Regions from separate parts of the Homo sapiens genome. Here region 1 is linked to region 2. Evidence: read pairs that join two places in POLR2A ChIA-PET (ENCODE). Cell type or tissue: K562. All regions are shown on one strand. Each heading gives the region's core, and the rest is flanking DNA. Links, peaks and the distances in the headings are about the cores only. Region 1 holds the start of TRV-TAC4-1 (tRNA-Val (anticodon TAC) 4-1). Region 2 has its middle 12 kb from the start of TRK-TTT6-1.

Region 1 (5,383 bases), core at 184-5,183, 57 kb after region 2:
CCATCTCTACTAAAAATACAAAAATTATCCAGGCATGGTGGTGCATGCCTGTAATCCCAGCTACTCAAGGGGCTGAGACAGGAGAAGGTCTTGAACTTGGGAGGTGGAGGTTGCAGTGAGTGGAGATTGTGCCACTGCACTCCAGCCTGGGCGACACAATGAGACTTCATCTCAAAAAAATAAATAAATAAATAAACTAGTATAGTATTCAATTATGTTAGTATATATCATAGTTTAATGGGCAGTTAGTTTAGTTTTCCATCGGCTATTGCAAACTCTTTATATCTATGAACATACACCATCTCTGATATCTGCCATGATACCTTGCATTCATGTGGAAAAGCTGCATCAAAGAGTAGTGCATTGGCAATTTTGACAGCCATTGTCCACCTGTGCTTTAGAGGGTTGATCCCAATATTCTTTTTCCTTGCTTGTTTGTTTTAACTATATTGAGCATAAATAGGACCCTGGGCACATTTCTACCCCTCCTTCTTCCTGAATTACAATCAGTGAAAATGTAGAGAAGTCATACTGGGGAATGTTTGTTTCTGGAATATCACCTTCTCTCAGTTAGGCGAGACTTTAGGAATGTGATAGAATCAGGTGGGAAAAGGAAGGGGCTGAATGGAGAGCAAGGAGAAGGGCCAGCAGAGGCCTTCTTTTCTGCACCTCAGAGAGAACAACATGGCCAAAACACCTGAGGGGAGAAGAGCTGAGACAGCGTCAGTGTGTCTGGTGATTAAGACTGAGCTGCAGAGTGATGTGCAAGTAGTAGGAGATGAGGCCTGAGGAGGAGAGAACATGTGCATGGTGCAGGACCCTCTAGTAGATTGTTATAAATAAATCAGGTTACTTTACTTGATGGTAAAGAGGATGGCGCACTAAAATTAACAGGCATGAATTGATCTATATTGAGTCTAAACTAAGAACTATGATTACTATGTATAGGCCAAGTTAAAGATTTTTGAATTGGCCCTACCAACAATGGGAATCCATGGAAGGATTTTAGGCAGAGAAGTCTCATGAACAGATTTGCATTTTGAAAAGATCTTTTTAAGTTCCTGTAACAGACAAGCCCATTGTTACTGGGCCCATGCTTAGTTTCCATCGCTGACATTAGGCTATTCAATTCATGTAATCAATCTGCCAGCACTGTAGTGGCTAATTATTAAAGCTAGCTGACAAAAACTGGTAGAATCATTCCAGTTAGTTAGTTGTTTAGTTCTTCTCTGGTGGACGCACTCTGGTTAACTTAACATGTGACACAAACATCTTCACACTTTGTGCCCACACATCTCCCCGTCTAGGATCCTTTCGAGGACCCCAGTGTATGTACATGCCGGGAAACACCCTAGCTTTACCCCATATCCACCTGGAGCGTCCTTAAGTGGAACTTTGCCATGCTTCGGAGGGAGCCAGGTTCACAGCAGTGAGTGAGCAACCAGAGCCCAGCCGGGACCTGGAGAGGCGGGTGCGGCCTAATGTTCCATGCAACGCTAGCTTCCCGCAAAAGTGCTACTACGCATTGACCCGCATTGGAAATGCTCCAAGCCAAAAGGCCATTAAACAAGGCGCCTGCGACCCTAATCCCTGACGTCTTTGTGGCGATCGGGACCATCAAGGGAAATGATCGTGGAGAAACAGGCGACGCAGTAACGTCTGCCCTAATTGAGCTCTCCCTGCAGAATCTTGTCTTACACATATTCCCTCCCCATTTTCTCTTCTTGTCTTCTCTAAAAGTCATGTGATTTTTGAAAATATTGTCTGACAATAAATGAATTGCTGGAGACTGGTAATGTTCACTCAAGTGGTCAGGGACTCTTGGTCTAGAAGCGGAGACTTTACTTACGGAAATCCCCAAGAGCCTCTCCTTGAATAAAGCCAGCAGGCGACAGTTCGCATTAGGAAGAGAGCAGAGACCCCTCCACCCCAATCTCGCCCCCTTTAAAGGCAGGGATCTCCTCCTATTCAGAACACTGCCGACAACATGCAGAGAGAAACACCTAATAGAACAGTATTCTGCTTTTGAAAGCTGAGAGTGATCGAGAGATCGTGCGATGGTGCCATTGTAAAGACGTCCACTGTCAAGGTCAGCTAAGGGAATCTTGGAAAACAGAAACACCCCGAAAAATTGCAAGTTGTTTCCGCTCGGTTTCGACCCGAGGACCTTTCGCGTGTAAGGCGAATGTGATAACCACTACACCACGGAAACCTGTGTGCTGCGTTGGCTTCCTTCGTTAAGGGAGAATTAAATTTTTCTGTTTCAGCTTTGGTAACATCGAGTTGATTGGCCTTTCCTTTCAGTAAATTATCAAGGTTACCATGCTTTTCTTTACTACAAAGTCCTCCATTAAAACTTTTTTTTTTCAGACGTGACTGGAGAATTTAAGAAAATTTCCCCTCAGATGCGAGGCTTGTTACTGTGGACGTTGATTTTTTTTTCTTTTTTTTTTGTTTTCACGGGGCAGAGGCAGGAATTCAGAAGAGTGTGATTTCGTTGTTGTCGATGTTTATGGATAAAAATGTAAAGAGATGTAATGTAGTAGACAAAAGTCTACATAGTGTAAAAGGAAGGGTTGCGGTGGCCAGAATATTGTGAACTTAAGTTGAGGCTCAAAGTGAATGTATCTCCTATCTTGATGACCAGATGTCTGCGTTTCCTGTCTGGAGATCTTCATATTGTTCTGGATATATCACGAGGGTAAGCATGTTTACAGAATTTGGGAAGGGCAGAGGACTATCAGGAAAGTGGAAAGGTTCTATTGTCTATCAAATACCTCTCTATACAGCATTCAATTTGTGTGGTTAATTAGTGTCTCACTGTGATGATTGTAAAAATCCTGTTCAAAGACACCAGTCTGCATTTTTCCTTAAAGATGTTGACCATGAAGGCCATTGTTATTTTCTGTTATTTTTAAAGGGAAGAATTCAATTCCTCTTTCCCTACTGATTACACAGTTTCTGCAATTGAGTCTCAAATCCGAGAAAAATAGGAAATAACTCTTTTACTAATTCTGCAATTTGGACAATTAACTATTAACCTCAGTTCCTTGTCTCAAAATAAGTTTAACATTTACTTTGTAGAATGGTATGGGTTCACATATTAGTCAACTAATATTTATTGTGTGTCCATTGCATATATGGGCATTGCAATGGACTGTAGGGTTTTATTAGTAAACGAAACCAGGCACTGCACCTGTCTTCTTGGAAATTATATTCTTGTGAGAGACAGACAGTAATCAAGTTATCATCCAAATTAATGCAGCATTTCCAAGAAAAGAGAGACATATAGTGCTCTCATTTAATATATATGAAGATTAATTTAGAAAGTTTAGGGGAAGAGTTCTCTGAGAAAATAATGATGCTCAAGTTTAAAGGTTGGGGAGATGTTAACTAGATTTAAAAGAGTGTTAAAGGCAAAAGAAATCTTATGTACCCAAACCCATGGTAAATAAGAGGGACCGATTTGCAAGTAGGACAGTGTGGTTGGAGAGAAAGGGGCGGTGGGGTATGAAATAAAGCTGAACACATGAGAGTCAGCCATGGAGAGGATTTCAGGTCATAATATTAAGGATTACCTTATTAAATAGCTATAAAATGTGTGATAATCGGTTCTTTTAAAATGCCAGTTTCTACCCTTTATCCTTTTGTCCTCTCAAAGTACACAGGATGTGAGACCTAGTGTGACCTAATCTCTAAGTTAAAACCAGCTAAATTTTCCCCCAAACAATTTGGGAATACTCAGAGAGATTCAGATCATGTGTATACCCTTAGCCAACTAAGAACAAATGCGATGGTCTCAGCTGAGAGCCTAGCAAATTTGACTCCCCTACCTAGAATTCCAGTTCTGTTCTCTCTCCGCCCCCACTCCCCTCCCCCATCCGGTGCTGGGCTCTGCAGATGCACTAGGATTTAAGACATTGAAGTGTAGGTGGACTAGGGAGGTTGTAGCACTTATTTTCTAGCCTTGTACTCAATCAGGCAGAAATCCTGCACTCCATATTTCTCATTTTTTAAAACCAAAATCGGTGACTAAAATACACTCCAGTAACTCAATATACCATTAAACCATTTCCTCCTCTCCTTTCTCATTTCAAATTCCTCAAACATCCCGGCAAATCCAGAGCCCGCTATGCACAGTTCTGATTCCGGGGGGAGTAGGGCTCCTCCTTGCAACCAGGACGTCTTCGTCCCCACCTTGAGCTGAGCCGGATGCCGAGTCCTTGGCAATATCCTGCACCGGCAGCTGCCAGTCTAGATACCCTGCCTGCGAGGGCCCCAATGCCCGATTTCGTGTCTGTCTGTCCCATAGATCTATTTCTAAATCACACACTCAAGTAAACTCATCCTAAGCCCACCTCAACCCAGGCAGGACTTTTCTGTGCCTAAATTAAACTCGCTGGAGCGGCGGCTCTATTGACAGTTGGATAACTGACAATCTCTGGCAGAGAGTGGCCGCCTGACCCAGGGAAACCTCCGCCTGGAAATACAGGTCGGAGTCCCGACCCCCGCGCTGCGCCCGGGATTCCTAGAAAGGTGAGACTTGGAGTTGACCCTGTTGCGGAAACACCTTAGCAGAGAGACGCAGATCAAGTTGGGCTGCTGACCAAGTCCCTGGAGGAATTGCTGGTGGTAAGAACAGGGTCGCGGCCGCAACCGCGGCGAAGGAAAGCAGAGTGAGGTTAAGTAGTCATCTCTATCCAAAGAGATCTGCCGCAGTTCCAGACAGGAAACTTTTCTTAGTAATCTTCTCCATTCCCTACTTCTTTCCACCCCACCCCCTCCACGCACGAATCTCCTGTGGAAGGTTTCTGAAAATAATTCTGTGAAGGAAAAAACAACAACAATAAATGTTTGCCAGAAATGGAAGAAACCTGGTAGCCTCGCCTCTCGTTTTTCGTTTATTTGCTTGTTTAGACCCTCTTCCCTCTTTCTTTCTTTCTTTTTTTTTTTCTGATTGCAAATTGTTCAGTTGCCATTTGGCCGTCTTTGTGAAGCGCCTGTTCAAATTTTTCACCCATACACCTTAAAGTGAAAATGAAAACAAAGCCTATTAAAGAAAATTTAGAAAAATCCTTTTTGCCTTTGCGATAGTCAAATGTTTTGTAGATTTGACAAAACAAGTAAGCATTTTTAAAAAGATTGAAACTATGGACTTCATCCAAACTAAACATTATCTTCATCAAAAGGCTATTGAGAGAGAAAACGCCAGCCTCAGACTGGAAGAAGGTATCCATGAGACAAATTTTTTGGAAAAGCTGTTGTTTCCACTGGATTTAAAAACCAGAATCCTTTCACATGCTAGGCGGACATGCTAATTATTACATTACAGAAACTCCCTGCTACAATCAGGCCTTTCACAACAGAATGAGATGATGATTCT
Region 2 (5,383 bases), core at 253-5,252:
TCAAGTTCAGAAATTATTTTGTCTGCTTGACTTGATCTGTTGTTGAAGCCCTTGATTGTATTTTCAATTTTAGTCATTGAATTCCAGGATTTCTGTTTGGTTCCTTTTTATGATATCTCTTTATTGAATTTCTCATTCAGGTAATTAACTGTTATTCTGATTCCTCTGTATTGTTCATCTTTTTTTTTTTTTTTTTTTTGAGATGGAGTCTCGCTCTGTCGCCCAGGCCAGAGTGCATAGCACAATCTCAGCTCACCGCAACCTCTGCCTCCCAGGTTCAAGCAATTCTCCTGCCTCAGCCTCCTGAATAGCTGGGATTATAGGCATGTGCCACTATGCCCAGCTAATTTTTGTATTTTTAGTAGAGACGGGGTTTCACCATGTTAGCCAGAATAGTCTTGATCTCCTGACCTCATGATCCACCCGCCTCAGCCTCCCAAAGTGTTGGGATTACAGGCATGAGCCACCGCGTCCAACCTCACTGAGTTTCTTTAATATCATTATTTTAATTTTTTTTAGGCATTTCAAAGATTTTTCATTGATAACTATTACTGAATAATTACTGTTTTCTTTTGGAGATGTCATGTTTCTTGCTTTTTTTATGTTTCTCATGCCCACGTCGATATCTGTGCATCTGGAGTAACAGTCACTTCTTCCAATTTTGTGGATTGCCTTTTGTAGGGAAAAAAACTTTTTCCTTTAAAGGCTATCTGTATTGTTGGTTGGGTATCGTGCGTTGGTGTTGATTCTAGATGGGCACAGTAGTATAGTTTCTATGGCTATAATCAGTGTCAGTAATGTCTATGATTTTCTCAGTGGCTTATGTTGCAGTTGTTAATGAAGGCTGTGGTGAGGCTTTGCAAGGGATGGAATGCCAGGTGGGCTGGTCCTTCAGCACCAGTGTTGGTGGCAGTGGGCTGGGTGTGCCAGTTCATGGGCCCTTGAGTGGACCAGTGTTTGGGCCTCCAGCTGGCTTGCTTGGGTGCTAGCAGTGGCAGCAGTGGACTAGGTGGGCAGGTCCTTGGGCCCTCACATGGTGTGCGTGGGGTCACTAGTGGCAATGATGGTAGACCAATCTTTGGACCCCAAGCAATGCATGTGGCACCAGCAGTGGCACCAGCAGACCAGGTAATCTAGTCTCCAGGGCCCTGGGTGGCACATGTGGGTGACTGCCAGTGGCTGTGGTAGTGGCAGGCTGGGTGGGCTAGTCCCTGGGCCCCTGGGAGGCATATGTGGACACTGGCAGAAGATGAAATGTGCATGTCTTACACCTCTGGATGGCACACATGTATGCCAGTAGTGGTGGGCAAGGTAGGCCTATCTCCAGGCCTCCAGACAGCTTGCATGGACAGCACTGACAGGCAGGGTGGGTCAATCTCCAGACCCTTAGATAACATGCTTGGGCACCAGTGGTGGTGGTGGTCAGCTGGGTAGACCTGTCCTCAGGCCCCTGGATGGCACACATCACCACCAGTTGCAGTAGGCACGGCAGTTTGATACACAGGCCTATAGATGGTGCACTCAGGCACTGTTGGCAACAGTTGGAGTTGGCCTGTCCTCAGGCCCCAAAACAGTATGTTGGTTGACCATTCCTCAGGGCCCTTGAAGGTACATGCAGATGTGTAGTGCCCCAGCCCTGAAGGAGATAGGGTTGCTGTCAGTGGCAGCAGCCCTAAGTAGGTGGCTTTCATGATCTAGGGAGTACATGGTTCCGCTCCTTTTATTCTGGGGTCACTCTCTCTAGTTTGTTGCACTGCCCACTTCCCAGGGTGTAAGACACTGTGAACAACAGTGCTGGGGACCTGGCTGCACTGCTGGATCCATCCAGCATAGTGACACTGAAGCCCTCTGGGTGGGCATGAGAGTATGTTAGCAGGGCTTTAGGGATGTGGAGATGCGGGGGCTGTGGAGTCCCAGGGCAGGATGTAGTCCAGCGGGGGCTGGGCTCTCAATATAGTACCATGCTGCAACTGCTTGGGTCTCAGAAGCTTGGTGGGACCCAGCACAAACTCCTGTGGAACAATGCCATTGTGTGGACTCCAGGCAGCTCCCTATACAAGTCTCAGGGCCTGTGAGGGCCAAGGGGCTCTCTTGTGGCTGGTTAGGATTCCAGGAGTCCATGGTGGGAATACCGACTGTTGGCATTCTCTCCCTTACTTTCCCCTACTCCTCCTGCAATGGGGACTTCCTCCTGGCTCTGAGCTGATCCAGCTTGGCCAGCTGCTTTCCTTCCCTCTTCTTTCATGCCTCAGAGGTTCCCTGTCACTTCCCTGCTGAATTCCAGTGTTCCCTCTTAGAAGCTGTTATTTTATATGTTGTTATCTACTCACTGTTTTAATCCTTCTGTGTAAAGAGGCAAGTGCTGGGTGCCTCTAGTCAGGGATCTTGAAGCCCCCTCTTAATGAGGATTTTTTTTTTTTTTTTTTTTTTTTTTGAGATGGAGTCTCAGTCTGTCTCATAGGCTGGAGTGCAATGGTGCAATCACAGCTCACTGCAGTCTTGACCTCCCTGGGCTCAGGTGACCCTCCCACCTCAGTCTCCCAGGGAGGCTGGGCCTATAGCTGGGACTATAGGCATGTGCCACCATGCTCAGTTAATTTTTTTATTTTTGGTAGAGATAGGCTTTTTCCATTTTGCCCAGACTGGTCTCAAACTCCTGGACTCAAGCAATCCGCCCTCCTCAGCCTACTAAAGTGCTAGGATTATAGACATGAGCCATTGCCCCTGGCCACAACAAGGATTATTAATTTAACTTTGCTACATGGATGAAAAGCTAGAAACAACCAATTTGTGTTTCACAGTGGGAAATTGGTTAAATAAGCTGGAATATTATAGAATCTTTAAAAATAATAATATAGAATATTTAGTAAAAATTAATATAAAGCAAAAAAAGGTTAAAACTAAGTACAGTGTGTGTGTATATATATAAATAATTTATATAATCACTCGAATTATATGCAACAAAATGTGGGATTTTATTGGTTATCATTTTATTTTCCAATCTTAGTGCACATGTATTGTTTTATATGCAAAGAAACTTTTTTTAAAAAAAAAATGGAACTTGATAACTAAGCAAATTTGATGGTCTTGGAATATAAGAATACTGTAGTGAATTATTATGCAATGGATTTTTAAAGTATTAATATTAGTTAAATGTAAGATTGTCATGCACCTATAATCATATGGCTTTTTTGTTGTTGCTGTTTCAACCTGAGAAAATTCATTTACTGAATTCCCCATACAGCAAATACCATCCTACTCACTGAAACACATTTCAGTCACTTTCACTCCTACTTCCCAACACTTTTACCATGTGCTAACTGCAACTGGAATATCCTCCTTTGTTTTTCTTACTCCTACCTCTTTCAAGCTTCTCATGGCCGGCCTAGCACATACATAGTTTTAGTTTATTATTATTTGCCTTCATCAGCTCCATTCAACACTCATCTCTTCTTTTTTTGAATTTCTGTAGTGTATATTCTCATGGTGTTTAGTACGTATTGGTACTGTGATGTTCAGTAACAAGTTCTTTGAGGGTAGGATCCATACGTTAGAGTTTTAGAACTTCACAGAAGCTAGGTAAAAGTAGAGATTTAGTAGATGCTCAGTGAATTTTCATTGACCCAGGAAGAGTGTTGTAATATTAACTGCATAAGGGAGGATGCTTTAGTAACATTGACTGAAAGTGAGTTCTGTAATAACAAGAGCATAAGGAAGGCATGCACTTTATTTGGTTTGCAAGATGAGTCTTAGAACTGTTTGGTTCAACCCACAAATATATAACCACATCTACCTTTCACTATATATTTATATATTTAAATATATATACTTATATATATATTTATATATTTAAATATATATACTTATATATATATTTAAAATGAATTAAATCAAAATTTACAGTGATTACTCAAATCAAAGTTGATGCTATCCAGCAATCTTTTATTTCTTTAAATAGACAACTAAGGTACAGAAATGGTATGGTCCGAATGTTTGCATCCATACAAAATTCATATGTTGAAACCTAATCCCCAATGTGATGGTATTAAGAGCTGTATCCTTTGAGAGATAATCAGTTAATGAAGGCTACACCCTCATGAATAAAATTATTCCTTTTATAAAAGAAGCCTGGGGGAGCTTGTTTGCCATTTGGGCCATGCAAGGACACATAGAAGGCATCATCTATCAAGCAGAGAGCAAGCCCTCATCAGACACCAAATCTGCTGGCACCTTGATCTTGAATGAAATTTCCAGCCCTCAAAACTGTGAACAATACATTTCTGTTGTTTATAAATTACCTAGTCTAAGGTATTTTGTTATAGCATCCTGAATAAACTAAGACAATAGATGTCGGTCTCCATAATAATTTCTAACTCCTATACTTAACACAACTGTCTTGGAATTTTTTAACTTGATATGCTCAATTATCTCTAGCAACTGACCACCAAACTCCAGCTATGGATACTGGACCTTCATGCATAATTTATTCTGGCATGTTCTTCCATAGCTTATTCAAAAATAACTTTGGAAATAACTCTCCCATTGAAATAGTGAATCACTTAGTTGGTTTGGTCTTCATGAAGTATCAATTTGGTTTTTCCTGTTTATGAGAGGAGCCTGTTAGTCTTTATTAATGTAAAATAACTTCTTCCATTTCTCTTTACATGCATGTTTTAATATACTGAGGTTATTTGTTATACCTACTTGATTTCCATTCAGGTTTGGCTCTGTACTCAGAGGTTGTTAGTATATAGGAATATGTCTTAGACTCAGAATATCAGTGGTTACACAAAGTCTAAGGACATAAGCCACCCAGAATTCACAGATATAAGAAGTCCATAATAGCAGGAACATAGGATCTTGCAATCTCATTGCTCCATCATCTTCAACCTATGCTTCCATTTTGAGGTTAAGGCATCTTGCCTGTTTTCAAGCTGGCAGGAATTGAAAGATGACATTTTCCCATTAGAGGCATGACCTACAGGTTTTGTGCAATATTTTAATATATATTCCATTGACCATAAATGAGTCATATTACCTCATGTGCCTGTGATGAGAATAAGGAAAGTTTCAAATGGCTTTAAAGGGAAGCATGATAATAAGCAGTCAGCAGAGGTCTTAAATTGATTGTATCTCTTACCAGTTACATTTCAATAGAAAATGACCTGGTTTCAGCTGGGTGCATTGGTTCATGCATATAATCCTAGCACTTTGGGAGGCTGAGGAGGGTGGAAAACTTGAGCTCAAGAGTTTGAAACCAGCTTGGGCAACATGGCAAAACCCTGTCTCTACAAAAAAAATATATAAATTAGCTGGGTGTGGTGATGTGTGAAAAGAAAATGATCTGGTTTCATCATAAATTCATCGATCATGAATTCAGGCA

What was found. Peaks named below come from ENCODE experiments on the same cell type or tissue, not always from the same donor. Only the 100,000 strongest peaks of a DNase experiment are listed, where the experiment ranks them.
Region 1: POLR2A ChIA-PET joins it to region 2 with 5 read pairs; 4 of 35 experiments call an interaction of 5 or more read pairs at or near these places.

Annotation. Positions count from the first base shown.
Region 1 is chr6:27,287,455-27,292,837 of GRCh38, reverse strand. It overlaps TRV-TAC4-1 (tRNA-Val (anticodon TAC) 4-1), which reads right to left and starts at 2,212; the gene lies at 2,140-2,212. RefSeq lists an enhancer at 982-1,627. In K562, for the core only: no CTCF peak of the experiment used is centred there; DNase peaks (open chromatin) are centred at 2,117, 2,667, 3,877, 4,517 and 1 weaker place; H3K4me3 peaks cover 2,416 bases.
Region 2 is chr6:27,344,533-27,349,915 of GRCh38, reverse strand. No RefSeq gene overlaps it. Among named protein-coding and RNA genes, the nearest start is that of TRK-TTT6-1, 12 kb to the right of the region's middle. In K562, for the core only: no CTCF peak of the experiment used is centred there; no DNase peak of the experiment used is centred there.